2 separate regions of the Homo sapiens genome follow, and region 2 is linked to region 1. A link is a loop called in an ENCODE intact Hi-C map of the cell type or tissue named here. Cell type or tissue: PC-3. All regions are shown on one strand. Each heading gives the region's core, and the rest is flanking DNA. Links, peaks and the distances in the headings are about the cores only. Region 1 has its middle 230 kb from the start of LINC02444. Region 2 has its middle 230 kb from the start of LINC02445.

The links. A loop is a pair of places that touch in the nucleus more often than their neighbours do. Peaks named below come from ENCODE experiments on the same cell type or tissue, not always from the same donor. Only the 100,000 strongest peaks of a DNase experiment are listed, where the experiment ranks them.
Region 2: it touches region 1 in a loop (4-fold over the local background); 1 of 110 quality-filtered maps calls a loop at or near these places.

Annotation. Positions count from the first base shown.
Region 1 is chr12:73,381,582-73,386,977 of GRCh38, forward strand. No RefSeq gene overlaps it. Among named protein-coding and RNA genes, the nearest start is that of LINC02444, 230 kb to the left of the region's middle. In PC-3, for the core only: no CTCF peak of the experiment used is centred there; a DNase peak (open chromatin) is centred at 2,370; H3K27ac peaks cover 350 bases.
Region 2 is chr12:73,525,010-73,530,405 of GRCh38, forward strand. No RefSeq gene overlaps it. Among named protein-coding and RNA genes, the nearest start is that of LINC02445, 230 kb to the right of the region's middle. In PC-3, for the core only: no CTCF peak of the experiment used is centred there; no DNase peak of the experiment used is centred there.

The DNA.
Region 1 (5,396 bases), core at 250-5,249:
CTCAACCCTGCTAGTACCTCCTGTCCGGTGACTCCTTACCTTTTCACATCCATTATCCCCTCCATAGCCTCATTGTTCTTTTTTACCCAACTTGCTTTCATGACACATGATGAAAATTACTCAATCCCACACATCTCAATTTCCTTATTCTTTCTTTCTCTATCATTTTTTTTTCCTGAAATTTCCTCAGGTATGGTTAAATATATGATTTTTTTTCCTACTCTATGTCTTCTCCCAAGTAGCTGAACATGATTGGAGAAAAAAAACATAACCATGCAAACTGACCTCGTGTTAAATGTGCTATCACAAACCTCAGTGAGTCCTCCTGACTGCTTGGCAATAGTACAGTATTTCTCAAAGAAATTTGCTCTCTTACTTTCTGAGATGACTATTTCTCACCTATTCTTCATTCTATTCTTATTTTGCTTGCTTCTAATTTCCCTAAGAAATGTAAGACATCTGATAAGAATTTATACTCAAAAACGATTCTACCTATTTCTGTATCCATATATTCTGCCTTTTATTTTATGGTAATGAATGAATTGATCCTACTCATATATAAGGCCAAAATCATCACATGTGTACCAGAACCTGTAACCTACTGAATTCGAGGAAAAAGTAAACATGCAATATGTTAAACTCTTGAGATTGAGGGTAGTTTGTTTCTGGAACAAAACCGATTTATTCAGACTGCTTCACAGTTATAAAAATAATTACTCTTTTATGTTGCTATTGCTGCATAAGAAATGAACACAAATCTAGAAGCTTAAGCCAATACCCATGTATTATCTTACAGTTTCTGTGGGTCAGGCATCCAGGCACAGCTTAGCTGGGTCTTCTGCTCAGCATCCCCCAAGGCTGCAAATGACTTTTGTTGAGACTGTACTCCCACTTGGAGGCTTGTCTGGGGAAAAATCCACTTGCAAACTTCTTAAGGTTTTGGCAAATTTGTTTCCATGCAGCTGTGTTACTAGAACCCTGACTTTTGCTGCCTGTCAGCTGCAGGCAGCCCTGGCGTCCTAGAGGCTGTTCACAATTCATCATCAGATGAACTTCTCTAGCATGGCCTCTTTGTTAATTAAACCTGTAAGAGTCTCTGAATTCTTTTAAAGCTTTAACCTGAATAAGTCCCCTGTTTAAGGGGTTTCACCTGATTGAGTCAGACCATGCAAGACTGTCTTCTGCTAATTAACTCTGAATAAGCCTAGACTGTAAGGTAAGAATATCTGCAAAATCCCTTCATGTTTGTTATACTCTTTTGACCAGTGGTAGGTAATGGGTTACCCGCCCCCCCCATGCCGCCCGCCACCCACACACACACACACACACACACACACATACACACACAGAGGGAGAGAGAGAAAGAGAAAGAGAGAGAGAAAAAGAAAGAAACTACAGGGGCAGCATTATACAGTGAATAAACTTTAGGTTATAGGGATTGTGGGGGAGCATCTTAGATTTCTGCTTACAACAATTTCTTAAAGTAATTTAGGTAGAGATACACAATGCTGTTAAAGTTTACTGGAAAATATTATTTGCATTATTTTGGTAATTGCGATTGAATTAGAGTGGTAAAAGACATAGAGAAAAAATGACAAGTTAAACATATTTTTATTAGTAAACTGAATAGGAATAATTAAGTATCATACAGGATAAATAGTTTCAAAGATAACTGTTGGGTTTCTGGCTTGAAACATGGATGAATGGTAGATCCATTTACTGAGTTGGAAATAATAGAGAAAGACAAGATTTGGGTGAGCTTATGGGGTTAGTTTTAAATGCATAAAGTCTTTGTTGCTTTTGAGAACTTTCAAGTAGACAGTCTAGAAAACATGAATTTATAGGCACTTGAAACTTAGTGGAGAGGTCTAGACTAGAGTTATAAATCTGAGGGCTCTCTTTGTTAAGTTATAAGCATGAAAGAGATTTAAGCATAGTGAGAAGAGAGATGGTCTATGACAGCACCTTGAGATATTTTAATATTTAAGGGTGGAACAAAAGAGAATAAACCTTCAATTGACTGAAAATGAGAAGTCAGAGATGTAAGAGAGAAATTAGAAGAGCTGCTTCAATAGGAAAATGAAGAATGATAAAAGTTAATTAGCTTTACTGATCCAAAAGTCTCCAGTAATTTTCAAGTTCTGGTTTGGTAAAACAATGAGGCTGAAAGATAGGCATGTGTGGTAAGGAAATAAGTCAGAGAGAAGCTGGCTATGACATTAAACAGACATAGCAGAACTTGAGGGGCTTGATATTCAAGTCAGAGTTTTTTCTTGTTTGTTTTCTTAATAAGAAAGATTTGGAAATTGATAATCTAGTGTCTCAGTAGCTCAATGTTCACAGAGTTTTGCAATTATATTGAATTACAGCAAGCCAATAAAGTTCAGGGTCATCAAAGTTCAAGCAAGTAGCATAGTCCAGGAAGAGAGCCAATATAACCAATCTTGTATAAACACAAATAAGGTGTGTGAAGGTAAAGTAAATAGACCAGCTATTAACAGCATGAAGGGCATCTATATGTGATCTGCTGTTACAAAAGTTGCCTGCCTAGGCTTTTTATTATTTACTTTAGGGAATTTTCCACTTCTCTGTCCTTATAAGGAGATATACTTTTAAAGAGATATAAGTAACATATAATCAAAGTTTTCAATGTACCAGGCAATATATATGAAATACTTTTTCTTATTATAATTCTTATTAGCCTTAATTGGACCACAGATGCCAAGAATTGAATTAATTATGGGCTAATGGCAAGCTATAAACATGGGCCATATATGCCCTCTTCCATTTTATTTAACATATTTTTTAACATATTTTATAGCTCTTGTGATTCTGTAGTTTTTCTACTCTATTTTTGACTGAGTGGGTAAATTTAACTCTGAAGTGAAGGGTTAGCTAACCCATTGCTTCCAAATTTCTAAACCACATTTTCTAAAATAGCATTTGCAAATGACAAATCTGATATTTATATCTACATTTGTTTGATTTCTACATCTATCTCTTAGTTCTGAATTCATGAAGAGTTGTATACAAGGACTTCTCAAACTTCACACATAACAAATTGCTTTTGATTGCACCTTGGAATATTCATTCTTGTTTTTTTTAATTAGGGTAAATATATAATTCACCATTCAAACATGGGTGTTTGAAAATGAGCAGGAGCACTATTAATAATTAACCATCTTTGCCAGTAACTTTGGAATATTGCACCAGTTAGCTTTGCTGCATAAAACCTGCTCCAAAATATAGTAGTACCTTGAAACAATAATAGCGTCTTATCTTCTGTAGGTTGGCTGGATGGTTTTAAATTTACCAGTTTTTCTGGGCTGGCAAAACCAGCCTGGAGCATGTAAGGTGGCCTCACTTACATGTCCAGCAGATGTAGGTAAGCCTCCTTTGGGTAGCCATTTCACATGGCAGTTCCACATTTCCAAAAAGGAGCAAGAGAGGTTAAACCCCAAGGAACAAGCACTTTTCAACTCTGCTTGCTTCTCAGATTTTCAGGCCTGATTGACCAAAACAAGTCACGTAGCCAAACACAGAGTACTTGCAGGAGGGGTTCTTGAAAGGAGTGCGTAGAGGAAGACATAAATAAATCAAGGCCAGTACAGCAACAATCTGCCACAAAAAGATACAGTCCCACTCTAAACATTATCTTATTCAACGGAATAGAAGCATGCATGATTTCATTTGATTAGAAATAAAACTAACAGTTTTAGGTCGGTAGTAGTTATAAATCAGAGTCAAATTTATGTTTAAGACATTTCACACTTATTTGCTATTGTTGTTGATTTCAAAATCAGGATAATTTTCATTCAGAACCTCCATCTGAACAGACTAAAAGAAATTTGAAAACTCATAATACGTGGGCTTCCTCTTCCTGTAAGTATGTGCCAAGTTTTTGAGATTTTAACTCAGTGCAAAGATGTAAAGGGGAGAAGGGTGTCCTCTCAGCTCAGTGTGGTTACCACTGAGATATGTTTTTATTAGGTCTTCTGGTTCTGCTGTTCTCATACAAGTTTGAGGAGTTTTATGACTTTGGTAATCCTGATTTACAGTCCTGCCTCTTCTCTCTTAGATGTACTATTTTGTCATTTTCTCTCTGAGGTTTTGCTTTCTCCTTTGGAGAATTGATTCAAATCAAACAACCAAATGCTCTTTCTCCTGCAATCATTCAATTTTCTACTTCTAACTTAGGAGAATTTAAAATACATTTACAGTCTGCAGAAACTCTCTCTTCAAACTCTATTCCCTTCAATAGTGTTAAGATTTTTTGGTGAGTATAAGAGTATATACCCAAAGGATTATAAATCATTCTACTATAAAGACACATGCACATGTATGTTTATTGCAGCACTATTCACAATAGCAAAGACTTGGAACCAACCCAAATGCCTGTCAATGATAGACTGGATAAAGAAAATGTGGCACATATACACCATGGAATACTATGCAGCCATAAAAAATGATGAGTTCATGTCCTTTGCAGGGACATGGATGAAGATGGAAACCATTACTCTCGGCAAACTAACACAGGAACAGAAAACCAAACACTGCGTTTTCTCTCTCATAAGTGGGAGCTGAACAATGAGAACACATGGACACAGGGAGGGGAACATCACACACTGGGGCCTGTTGGGAGTGGGGGGCTAGGGGAGGGATAGCTTAGGAGAAATACCTAATGTAGATGATGGGTTGGTGGATGCAGCAAACCACCATGGCATGTGTATACCTATGTAACAAACCTGCAATTTCCTCACATGTATACCAAGACTTAGAGAATAAAAAAAGAATTTGAGAAAATCTTAACCATTCATCAGTGGTTAAGATTTGATGAAAATATTCATCAAATATTTTCTCGGCTAAAAAAGAGACCTCAATATGATTTTAAGAATCCTCAAAAGATAAAAACAAAACAAGTCACTTAGCCAAACACAGAGTACTTGTAGCAGGGGTTTCTTGAAAGGAGTGGGTAGAGTTCCCAGTATCTGGTACATAAATATCTAGAATTCAATGCTGTGTTACACTTGGATTCATTTGAATACAGTAAATAAATGACTTCCTGGAACGTTAAAAAAAAAAAAAAGAATGAAGTCTTGAGAACTACTAACTAAATTCTGCTGCTTACTTTCTCTAAGGAACAATACTTCCTACTTGCTTGAGAGGGAACAGGTAGGGAAGAAGGAGAGAAACACAAATGTGCAACTAAAAACAAAAATTATTTAGTTACATGCTTACTTCAGAATAGCTTTATAAATAATACAAAGTAAACTTTCTAACAATGTTTTGAATAATAGCATAATTAAAATACGTAGACTCCTATGACTTTAAACTTTGAATGATGAAACATTTTTATGTACGGATTCTTGGACATTTGTTTTTCCCTCAAAATTTCA
Region 2 (5,396 bases), core at 211-5,210, 140 kb after region 1:
ACCCAAAATACATGAAGGAAAAATGGACAGAAATGAGGGGAGATCGGTAATTCAAGAGTAATATTTAGAGATTTCAATAACAATATGCCTGTGTCTCTTCTGTTATCATGACTTCTGAATTTCACCCTTTCAGTTTCTGTTCTCTAAAAAATAAAATTTTGTTACCTTGTATATTTTATAGTAATTTGTAAACTTTTCAATTTTAACTTAATTGAAATAAAATATATTTTTTCAATTTTAAGAATCATGGAGAGTAACTCTTGAGTCACCTTGCATTGAAAGAGATACACAAACTTTTATTATCCTTAATTTTCACCCTATTACTTTATGGTTTTTACTTAATTTTTTAATTATTAATCAATGTTTAGTGACAAAAATGATCAAATATCTATGTTATGTGTTTATATGTGTCTTCTGATTATTATTTTAGACTCCTAATCCAAATTTTGTAACATCATTTTAAATAATAATGATTTATTTAATTATTAACTTCACAAAGTAGAATTTAAATGAGCTTTATAGAACAGTACATAAATTCAAGAGATTTTTCATCCAAATTATTTGGTTATAATCAAACCAGGATTCCCGTGATGCCACATCAGAGGCATATAGACTAGGACACAGAAGGAATATGGAGGAATATTACTTTCATTATAAAAATATAAATGTGACTTTATCAAATTTATACTCCTTTGTCATTCATGGCTCGCTGCTTAACACCTAAAATAAAATTGTAATTAAAGGTTAACATATTGGAGCATTGTATCCTGCCATTATCATTCAGGAAAAACAAATAGGTGGAATTTATTTAGCAATAGTTGTGTGGGTATTTTAAAAATGAGGCTTTGTCTACTTTAGGTCTCAGAATCTTGAGTACATTTGGCAGATATTATCCACCAAGGCGATAAATCTAAATAAATTATGCCCGAAGTAATTCTTATGTTAGAATTTTGTAGAAATACATACCTCATTTAGATTAACTCAACCCACATTAATAAAAGTGAACTTTATAAAATGTGTTATATAATTACTATATAATTATCTAGTATATCTATATAATTATCTAGTATATTTTTATACTGTACATATGAATAGCAGACAATATTCCTATTTTTTATAAACTATCTTAGACAATGTCTTTGTAATAGTTACCTTGACAGATAACATAAACTTTACTCAAGTTGATTACACTAAAACATGGTATAATATAAATACCCTTAAACTCTACCATATTATATGCTGTTTAACAACTATGTGGTCTTTGAGAGACTAAACTCTTGTATTCATTGGAAAAAAAACTAAGTGATGTCAGTCAAAAGACTCAAAATGTAATGGTTTAAGGATTATGGTTTCTTTTCTTTTTCTGCAAAAATTTCAATATTGCATGTCATCTTTCAGATTGAAACTAGTATTTACCATAAGTGGTACTAGCTAGTGGAAGGGCAAAGAAAGAGTATAGGACATGCATGACTGATAATTATTTTCTGGACCTGTGTCAGTAGCACATATTTTTTCAGAATATTCCTAAGTTAGAAATTAGTATTATGGCAACATATAACAGGATCATGGTTGTGGTCTATCTAGACAACCATGTACCTAACCACAATTTTATCACTATAACATGAGAAAAAAAAACAGATTTTGTTCAACAGTTATTTAGCATACTTACCAAAATTTTCTACTCATCAATAAACTTATCTGTAAAATAGTTAAATATGCATTACCTACTACTAAGATTGTTGGAAGTATTAAATAATATAAAGAATGGAAAAATGTGTTATACATTTCATTATCAGTTCCTCTCTCTGTATTCTGTCCCTCATGAGAAACAACTTTTTCCTCATAATATATATTGAATTACAAAAAAAAATTAACTTTGGTTAAAAAAAATTGAAGCAGTGCTTATTGATTTTTAATGTATATAACTGTCACCAAAGGAATTTGTTTCATGTGTATATATGCAATGTTATTTCCAAAGATGCTAATTTATTCTTGATGAGGAGGAGCATCTTTACTTTTAGCAAGTCTTCCAGGTGATGGTTATGAGGTGTTTTCTAGATTTCTGAATGCAATTAGTATGCAGTTTTAATTCCAACTTTTCATTCATTCCAATGTGTCTATTTTTAAAGCAAGGGTAATAAAATATTCACATTGGACTAAATTACGGTGTCTCTAGATATTTAGTGTTGCTCATTTTGATTTGGAGTAATGAAAAAGAAAAGAGGCTTCTTTTATTGTTTCTTTTACAATTAAATCAAAATAGGAAAACCTGCATGTATGGTGTGAATTTATAAGTACAGATTTTTCTAAAATCTGGTAAATAAATTTTAATTCCTGATGAATGTAGGATTAATGTGCCAACTGAAATGTTTATAGGCATATAAGATTTCTGTGTTTTGCTTGGGCGGTAAGTTACAGAGGAAATAATCTTGTTTCTGTTCCCAGCATCTTTAAATAAGTGGCATCTGTCTAAAACTACCTTTAAGTACATCTGTGAGTGGTGAAGATGCTACCGTCTATGCAGTCTGAAGAGTGTACGTTACACAACAAAATATTCTCTATCTTAATTTGTCTTGCAGATTATACAATAATGATTTGTTTATAAGCATCAGATCTTTTTGTTTTTATTTCCAGCAGAGTGGAGCTGCTTCAAATGTTATCTATTTTTTTCCTCTCTTTTCTTTTTCTTTTTTTTTTTTAAGACGTACGGAGACTCGCTCTTTCTCTCAGGCTGGAGTGCAATGGCGCGATCTCAGCTCACTGCAACCTCCACCTCCCAGGTTCAAGCAATTCTCCTGTCTCAGCCTCCCCAGTAGCTGAGTTACAGGCACCTACCACCATGCCCAGCTAATTTTTGTATTTATTTATTTATTTATTTATTTTTGAGACAGAGTTTTGCTCTTTTTGCCCAGGCTGGAGTGCAATGGCGTGATGGCTCACTGCAACCTCCACCTCCCAGGTTCAAGCAATTCTCCTGTCTCAGCCTCCCCAATAGCTGGATTACAGGCACCTACCACCATGCCCAGCTAATTTTTGTATTTTATTTATTTATTTATGAGACAGAGTTTCGCTCTTGTTGCCCAGGCTGGAGTGCAATGGCACAATCTCAGCTCACCGCAACCTCCGCCTCACAGATTCAAGTGATTCTCCTGCCTCCTGAGTAGCTGGGGTTACAGGCATGCACCACCATGTCCCGCCGATTTTTGTAGTTTTAGTAGAGACGGGGTTTTGCCATGCTGGCCAAGCTAGTTTCAAACTCCTGACTTCAGGTGATCCGCCTACCTCGGCCTCCCAAATTGCTGGGATTATTGGTGTGAGCCACCGCGCCTGGCCGAATGTACCTACTTTTAATATTGCCCCATAAATCACAGCCTATCTTTCAACTTACAATAGAGGTAGAATGATCTCCTCAAAGTCTTAGGTATAAACTAGCTTTTTCATGCTACAAATTAATAGATGTTAATCTTTTCTGGCTCAGGGGCCCCTATAAAAATGCAAGATACATATACACACAACATTGGTATACAATTTAAAGATGATTATATTTCTTTACCCAGGTTTATGTTTTTACCACACTTGCCTGGATAAGGGCCCCAAAGACAGCTTTGGTGTCTAAAAACTGGGAATGGATTTGCTTATCTCTATTCTTCTCTGAGAGTTTTTTTCTTTTTTTTTTTTTTTAAGCATAATATAATTGGATATTTGTCCTTGCCCAAGTCTCACATTGAAATGTAATCCCTAATGTTGGAGGTGGGGCCTGGTGGTAGGTAATTGGACCATGGGAGTGGGTTTCTCATGAATGGTGATATGGTTAGGATTTGTGTCCCCACCCAAATCTCATCTTGAATTACAATCCCCGCAATACCTATGTGTTAAGGGAGAGACCAGGTGGAGGTAATTGGATCAGGGGGCTGGTTTCCCCCATGCTCTTCTCATGATGTGAGTTCTCATGAGATCTAATGGTTTTATAAGGGGCTCCTCCCCCTTCACTCTCCTTCCTGCTTCCTTGGGAAGAGGGTGCCTTGCTTCCCCTTCGCCTTCCCCCATGATTGTAAGTTTTCCTAGTCCTCCCCAGCCAGGCTGAACTGTGAGTCAATTAAACCTCCTTCCTTTATAAATTACTCAGTCTAGGGCAGTTATTTATAGCAGTATGAAAATGAACTAAGGATGGCTTAAAATGTTTTCTTCTTGCTGATTTGAGTTCCTTATAGATTCTGGATATTAGTCCTTTGTCACATGTATAGTTTGCAAATATTTTCTCCCATTCTACGGGCTGTCTATTTACTCTGCTGATAATTTCTTTTGCTGTGCAGATGCTTTTTAGTTTAATTAGGTCCCATCTATTTATTTTTGTTTTTATTGTATTTGCTTTTGGGTTGTTGGTCATAAACTCTTTGCATAAGCCAACTTCTAGAAAAGTTTCACTGATGTTATCTAGCATTTTTATGGTCAGGTTTTAGATTTAAGTATTTGATCCATCTTGAGTTGATTTTTGTATAAGATGAGAGATGAAGATTGAGCTTCATTCTTCTATGTGTGGCTTGCCTACTATCCCAGCACCATTAATTGAATAGAGTGTTCTTTACTCACTTTATGTTTTTGTTTGCTTTGTTGAAGATCAATTAGCTGTAAGTATTTGGCTTTATTTCTGGATTCTCTATTCTGTTTTCTTGATCTTTATGCCTGTTTTTATAGCAGTATCATGCTGTTTTGGTAAACATAGCCATTTAGTATAGTTTGAAGTCATGTAATGTGATGCCTTCAGATTTGTCCTTTTTGCTTATATCCAAGGAAATAGAGGGACATGAATATTCAGAAATCTATGAAGCAGGCAGATGGCACTGGGAAGAAATTCTTAATAGGCAGGGTTCTGTTAGTCCAATGTAATGTTGGATATCTTTTGATAAGAATGTGTGGAGGAAGAATGGAAAGGAAAATATGTGGGAACTGAGCTTCAAGAAAAGGAAGAATTTTATCATTTGATCCCTAAATAATCAAACTGAAAAAAGACAAGCAAAATGAATGATAAAGATATGCTGTGAATCCAAAGAAACAATTTGTATTTTAATATTTGGCCCTGATACCAAAGTTTAGGTGCCAGAAATTCAATGTACTTTCCTCTGTTGGTCAAAGTTCAGTGTTCCTCAAACTTAGACATTTGGAGGCTGGAGTTCATGAGTTGAAACACAGGAACATAATGATAATTAAAATATTCTGAATTTTGCATATAGGTCAATACTAGACTTTTCTAAGATGCTTTTAATTCAATTCCAAGTCCTTTATTTTAATCAACAATTTGAAACCCATTGATAATTTTAAAATATGCTAATTCATTTTAATTACTTATGTCATTATCTACAGTTTAAGATATCTAATAATTATATGACATTTTGCAT